Regions from separate parts of the Homo sapiens genome. Here region 2 is linked to region 1. A link is an interaction called in ENCODE POLR2A ChIA-PET data of the cell type or tissue named here. Cell type or tissue: Panc1. All regions are shown on one strand.

Region 1 (4,000 bases):
TGTTTTCAACTGCCCTTGTGCACGACTAAACATTTTCCATCTGTGATTTGCTCAGTTTGTTTTTCATGTTGTTACTAGATTTCCTGTTTTATTTATTGTTTCTGAATCAGTGAACCAAGGTTACCCACTTTCCAAGGGAGGAGATCCTTGGAGTCTGAATCCATATGCTCCTTTTAACATCTTCAGGTTATTAATGAAGACATTTGATAGATATTAGGTATAGTAACAATGGCGCATAAACTATAGCACTTATGTCTACACAATCAGGTAAAATATTAGTTAAAGACATAAGTCAATCCCTATATGTAACTTGAAATCTGTATTAAGGTTATCCAGAGAAACAGAGCCAATAGAATATACGTGTATATATCAGTATTTATCACTGACATTGTTTAGAATTGCCAGTGCCTAATAAAGAGCAACTAAGTATATATATACGTATATATACATATATATACGTATATATATACATATATAAAAAACTAAGTATATCTATTTTATATACACACATACCAAGTATAACTAAGTATACTTATGTATATAAAAGAAAATTTATTATGTGAATTGGCTCATATGACTATATAGGCCAAGAAGTCCACAATATGCTACCTACAAACTGGAGAATCAGAAAAGTCAGTGTTGTAATTCAATCTGGGTCTGAAGGCCTGAGAACTGGGAGCTCACAGTATAATTCCCAGTCCAAGGCCAAAGGCCTGAGAACCAGAGGTAGTGGGGGCAGCTGGTATAAATCTCAGAGTTTGAAAGCCCAAGAATCAGGAACTCTAATATCTGAAGTCAGAAGAAGATGGATACCCCAGCTCAAGAAAACAGAGAATTTGCCCTTACTGCCACTTTTTATACTATTTGGGCCCTCATCAGATTGTATAAGGCCCACCCACATTGGTGCAGGTGGAACTTTGTTATTCAGTCTACCGATTCCAATGCTAATCTCTTCCAGAAACACCCTCTCAGGCACACCAAGAAATAATGTTTTATCAACTATTTGGAGGTTCTTTAACCTAGTTAAACAGACACATAAAATTAGCTATCACCATACCAATAAATCAATTTGGTCATCAAAGAAGCAAAACTCAAAGGAGTAGACATTCAAAAGATTAACTGAGGAATCACCAATGAAGGATAAGTTAAAGAGAGCAGGGGGAGGCAAGAAAAGCATTCAGACCATGAGGCAGGTCTAACACCTATGCAAGGAGAAAAAGTAGGGAAAATTGAAGAGCCAGAGCTTCAGACCACAGCATATTTCTGACATTAGCCACTGACTGCTGGGGAAATGTCTGAGGAAACGTTGCCTGTTCAAAGAACCTTGTACTAAGCAAGTATCTTAATTCTAGGGTTCTAGACCCACACTGTACTCACTGTCTGAGAGCAGTCTGGAATGCCTCATGGATGAAAAAGTACAGTAACTGGAGAGTTTCAAAGAGTTTTACTCTCTTATTTTGCATATGAAAACATTGTATGCAAAAGAGAGTATTGCCTAATTAAGATACATAGTAACTGCTTAAAAAACACTTTTGGAAGAAATATAAAGTCTACAAAGAAACTTAATATAGGGTTTTGAAGAATATATTTTAATTCAGTGGGAACTGGATTGTTTATGTAATAAATGTTATTGATGAGATTATTTAATCATCTGCTAGAAGAAAAGTAGGAATTTTACTTTATTTACTCACTTAAGAATAATTGTCAATCAAGTAAGTAACTAAATGAAAAGGAAAGTAGTAAATATATTGCAAGAATAATAGTAAAAATTTGAAGTGCTATAGATCTTTCTGAACAAAGAAGGTAATTCAGAATCTATAAAGTAAAAGATGGGTATATATTTATGCATACTTGTTATTGTATGGCAAAGGATACCACAAAATAGCTTAAGACAAATAAATAACAGCTAAATATGTATATCATCATAAATTATACAGTTATTACTGCCTATAAACATGTCCTGTAAATTAAAAGACAAATATCAAACTAGATAAATGACAGTTGTCACAGACATCATTAGTCACCATCAAATATTCACCAAGTGTAGCTCGCATATTTCCCAGTCTTAGTTATAGTTAGACTGAGGCCATAGGACTAGTCATTGTGAGAAGTGATAGTTATATTTTGGAGCTAAGGCTGCCATAAGCTGTGTCTCCTCTATAATTCTTTGCTTCTTGGAAGATTATTATTTTCATTCTCTTAATGATTAACTGGTTTTTATTTTCAGCAAGTGATGTTTTAAGGATACAGTCTTAGAAAATTTAAAATAAACAGAAAAAAGTATGCAGTTAATTATTTAATAATGCATTTTCCTTTGCTTTTGGCAAATCTAAATAATATTCCTTGAATTAATCTGAGTAGTCACTGGATGTCACTGTTGCTTTACCACATATGACTGTTTTGTTTATAAAGACAATTATTTAAGGTATTTTCTAAATAAGCACTTTATTAAAAGAAGCAAATCCACATCATAAATATCTGTCAATAATGTTTAGGTCAAAGCCACATACGATATCAAGAATTTTAAAACATTTCATTTTTAAATTTACATGCTATGTGTTTCTTCCTAGGCTTATAGACATGCTTCAAAGAGCATTCATTGAGGAAATTTTACAGTATTAAAGAAGTTATTTGAACAATGACTGCTTTTTCAAAATAGAGAAATAGGCTTTAGGTTACATATGGTGCATGAATAACATTTTACAAATTAAAAATTATAACACACAAAACATTTAAAATGATATGTGCATGTATACTCAAATATTAGAAATGTATATATTTAATATAAAATTGGAATAAGTTTATTCTATAGCTATCTTTCCACTTCAATATGATATATTTACTGAAAATTTTATGTTTAAAATATTTTCCCTTAGGAAAAAAAAAAGTTTGAAGGAAAGTAGTTTATCACAACTACCATATAACTGCAAGAGAGTATAACTACCAGATGAAACTGTGTATACAGATCAGCTTATTTTGCAAAGTGCTTTACGCAAAAACTGTTCCTACACTTGTGCTTCCATGCTTCGAACAGGCCCCACCCACCACCCCATTGTCTGGCTAAACTCTTCTCACCTTAATATCCTTTCCTCAGGGACTGCTATACTGAAACTTATTAGTTACATCATCTTAGGACGTTACTTTTTACTTTTTTTTATTTTATTTTTTTCATTTACCACCCAGGTCATTACCAGTTGAATGTCTACTTACATTACTGGGCTGTAAACTTCCTGAAGGTGGCACAGTATCTGCTTTATTGATTGTTTATATCCAATAGCACATAAAAATTATACATAAACGTGTTAAATAGTAAAATTTCATGAAACAATAACCCCTTTAGCACTGTAAAAAAAAAGTTACACTAAATGTGATTCATAAACATAAAAATATTACTAAAATTTGGAAGGGAGGGATTGGGATAAAGCTCTAAATCTGAAATAAATTACATTTGTCAAATAAGCTTTCAACTATTCCCTGGATTGAAGAACATGTGAATACATATAGGGAGACTTTCAAAACTCACATCTTTTCATACAGCATTTTCTACTGTGTTCTACTTTGGATCATAGATCTACATTTACCGTCACTGAGAAAATAATGATAAAACATTGTTTACATATGCCAATGATCGACTGACAGTGTTAAATTGTAACACAAAGAATAAAATAAATGTATGAAAATACATACTAACATAGATAAATGATACAATAGATAGATCATGTCGGAGAAATGACAAAACTTTCTTACCAAAGAACGATATTCAAATAGTAAATGTAGACAGAAAGAGAGAAATAGAAATTTACCATAGCAATACAAGTGTGTGACACTTTAAAGAGAAATAGCATATCTGCAAGTGTTCAAAATATCTCCTTGAAAATATGTATTACTTACTTAGGTGATTTTTAACATATGTCCACAAATTATTTGATATCCCTCTCACAAGGAGATGATACTTAATTCCCTTCCATGTGTGCTGGAGAAACCTGTCAGGCACCGCTTA
Region 2 (4,000 bases), 95 kb after region 1:
AAAAATGTCCATGACTTCACATCCTCACCCAAACATTTAAATAATTTGATTTTTTATAAGTAATTTCCTATTTTTTTGCCTTTATTTTTTCATTAAAATGTATGGATAGGTGTGCGACATATCTTTTGCAGCAGATGTGAGAAGTTTAAAACATCCTATTAGAAGGAAACCCAGAAAAATGATAAATGATGGTGCTTCACACACAGAGCTATCACAAACTTCACAGAGATACTAGACAAATGGAGTTTTGAAAAAATGTAAATGTCTTTAAGAGTGGAGAAGAAGCGTGTATGTGCTTGTATGTGTGTTTTCATATATATAGTGTGTATGTACATAAATGTATATATGTGTTGGAATATTGGTATATAATAATTATGTTCTTTTCTCTGTATTTATGTAACATGATTAGTGTCAATCAAAATTAGAAAGAAAATACAAAGAAAAATGTTTTGGTTTTGTCTAGTGCAGACGTTAAAAATTTAACCTATTACATTTTCTCATTTGGTAAAATGAGTTAATTATGTTGCATTTTCTTTTCCTTTTATTCAGACTCTCGATACTGTGGTTAATATATTTTTTTTCCAAAGTTCAAAGTTCAAAGGTCAAGAAATATGCAAAAAGAAAATCAAGGATTATAAGCAAATGAAGAAACAGAGGTTACTACAACTCTCTGTCTTGCTTTAGTGATGGAACCATAAATTTTAGCTGAATGGTGGGCTACCAATAATAAAGACTAGAATTCCAGATTTTATTGCAGCAGGTGGAGGACATGTCACTAATTCTGACTAATGTTAAATGAAATGGTAAATGCATGACCTTGTAATGAAGGTACCCTCACAATGGATAGAACACAGCTTTGGTTATGATTCCTATGGACCAGGTAGATTTGAGTGATGCCCCCCAAATGGGCAGAGTAATAAATTAAAAGGAGACTGAATTCCTGACATATTGATATTCACTATATCGCAGGTCACTGTTATTCTGATTCTTTGCTGCAGCAGCTGCACTTGTGTTCTCATTAATGTAGAACATAACTTTATATCTGAGTGCAAATATTCATTCATTCACTCAATTAGCCAGTACCTGTTGAAAGCCAACTATATGCCAGCAGATTCTTATAATCTGGTAATTATACTCTTGGTTGATAAGCCGATATAAGCAAATATGGTATAAATATTATGAATTTAAAGGCAGACTGTAATAAAGAGAAACTCTTCATGCAGGTGTCTTCTCAAGTTGGACCACGAGAAAATTGGAGTTTTGAGAAGGTGCAAATGCCTTGAAGAGTAGAGAAATAAAAATGCTAAATAATAATATATGAACTAGATAATAACATATGAAGAGAATAAAAAAGTATTGAAAATATTATGCTGTCAGAAAGGATAGTCACAAGCGCAAAATAAATGATGGGCAATCAATGCCTCAAATTAATGAAAATAACTTTCCTGTGATATGAGAGACATTCAGAAATTGACATGCATATTTATATATGTACATGAATAAATATAAAAGGTAAATTATGAGACAACAGATGTATAATAAGCCAATTTAAATATATTGTATTACTTTATAGTATTTAATAAAAATTATAAAGCTATCAGAAAATATAAAATGTGCTCTTTGATGAATGCATAGAAAATTCAAATTAATTGGACAAGGGTGGACAGATATAACTGTTGTTTTTATACCAAACATGAAATTTAACATCTAAGGGAGAAATACAACTATACAAAAATGTAATATACTATTCCAAGATAACACTTGTATACATATATATCTTTGATATCACTATGTATTTATTTAGTGTTCAATTTTAACTCTGATCAATATTTACAATACTTTATTTTGATGAAAATAGTCCTTTGAACATTTAGCATAAATTGTATATATTTTCTCTGTATATCTGCTTTCATTTTTTGGAAAATAGGTTTTGACTGTTATATAATGAAGAGATGCCTGAATACTTTATGAATCAATTCATAGCATGTATAAAATGAAATAAAGTATTGACATCTTTCCAAGAAGCAAAATTAACCTTGAGGGAAATTCCGATTCATTTAGAAATCAGACATTGTGAAATTATATCATAATTCCTTCTACAGTAACTACCCTAAAAACCCAAGTAATTTTAGTTTGTGCTTTTAAATCTTTTAATTTAAAAAGATCTTTTTGCAAATTTGTCTCACTCCTGATGTTATGAATTGACTCTTTTATTTCATTACCATAGTCCAGTCAAAACCTTAAAGCAGTTATACACAGCTATGAAATCTAATGGTTTCTTATTAACCTTATTTTAATCCATGCTCTTGATAAGAAGCAATACTTATTCAGAAAGAATTAAAGGATACAGTAAATGTTCAGCCAATGTTTGTTGAATGAGTCATTTTAATGCATGTGTCATGTCTAAACACTGAACTCCATTTAACTGTACTCAGTGAATTGCTATATTGTTGAGATGGATCTTATCTTTACAGAGAATATGAGCAAAATCTTTTATAGGCAGTTATTAATTTGCATTAAATTAGGAATATATTTGAATGTATAGAAACCAATTTAAGACTTCTGGGTGTATACTTAAACATAGAATTATAAAATGTATCTTATAAAGTTGATCTTATTGAAAGCCATTTCTTTCATTTGATCAGTAGATTTCATCCTCTTCTTCCTACTCAAGGATGTTAGTTCTATAATTAACCTCTCTTACATCATAAATTTCTCCTTCTCTATTGGACCATACCCCATTGGCATATAAACGAAAAATGTTAATTATTTTATTTTTTAAAAACACCATAAAATTTTGTTGCACTTCATTGTTTCTCTTTGCAGGAAAACCCGAAAGACTTCTTTACATTTTCATGCTCTAATTCCTCTCCCCCTATTTCTCTCTTCAATCACCAATAAAGGTGTTTGCTCTTTCCAACCCGCTGAAATTCATTTAGTTTACAGTGTACAGTAATTTATAAAAGTTTCTTCGCTTGGCTTCTAGGAAACTCCACTTCATTGCTTTTCATTATACTACACTAGTTCACTGGGATTTTTTTTTCCCCTGATTCTTTCTCTTCTCTCAGCACACAACATTGGAGTGATCCAGGCCTGTCATTGGCCCTTTTCTGTTCTCTAACTACACTCTCTGTTTTGCTGGTCTTACTCAATCTTATAATATTGTATACTATCTCTAATAGCAATTATTCCCACATTTTCAGTCCAGACCATTTCCTGTAGCTCCAGTCTTATATATCCAATTGCATATTTGATAAAACTGATAGGCAAATGGAACATACTATATCTCAAACCAAATAAGCCTGATACCTCCCTACACTGAATCTGTTCCTACCCAGAGCCGGCCCCATCTCATTGATGGCAATCCATTCCACAGGTTACTCAGGACGAAAACCTCACCATCATTCTTTTGTCTTTTTTTTTTTTTTTTTTTTTCTTGACGCAGTCTGGCTACAGTTGCCCAGGCTGGAGTGCAGTGGCATGGTATCTCAGCTCACTGCAACTTCCACCTCCCGAGTTCAAACAATTCTCCTGCCTCAGCCTCCTGAATAGCTGGGATTACAGGAGTGTGCCTGGCTAAGTTTTGTAACTTTAGTAGAGATGGGGTTTCACCATGTTGGCCAGGCTGGTCTCGAACTCCTGATCTCAGGTGATCCGCCCGCATCGGCATCCCAAACTGTGGGGATTACAAGCGTCAGTCACCACACCCGGCCATCACCATCATCCTTGACTTCTTCCCTAATATTCCACATCCAATCTGTCATGACATTGCATTTTTCTCCCAATATACCTAAAATTGGTTCTGATATACCTAAAATTGGATTGGACCCCTCTTTTACGACTTCCGCTTTGTTTACGCCACTACCGTCCCTTACTTCACTTAGTTCACTATCTTCCTAACTGGTCCCCCTGCTTCCCAAGTTGCCTATCTACTTTGTATGATCAACACAACATTCATTGCTGAATCTGATAAAATGTATATTAGGCAATTTATCCCTCT

What was found. ChIA-PET counts read pairs that join two places held together with the same protein. Peaks named below come from ENCODE experiments on the same cell type or tissue, not always from the same donor. Only the 100,000 strongest peaks of a DNase experiment are listed, where the experiment ranks them.
Region 2: POLR2A ChIA-PET joins it to region 1 with 8 read pairs; 1 of 35 experiments calls an interaction of 5 or more read pairs at or near these places.

What each region holds. Positions count from the first base shown.
Region 1 is chr2:187,592,607-187,596,606 of GRCh38, forward strand. No RefSeq gene overlaps it. Among named protein-coding and RNA genes, the nearest start is that of TFPI, 40 kb to the left of the region's middle. In Panc1, no CTCF peak of the experiment used is centred here; no DNase peak of the experiment used is centred here; H3K27ac peaks cover 3,565 bases.
Region 2 is chr2:187,687,196-187,691,195 of GRCh38, forward strand. No RefSeq gene overlaps it. Among named protein-coding and RNA genes, the nearest start is that of TFPI, 130 kb to the left of the region's middle. In Panc1, no CTCF peak of the experiment used is centred here; a DNase peak (open chromatin) is centred at 2,406; H3K27ac peaks cover 1,183 bases.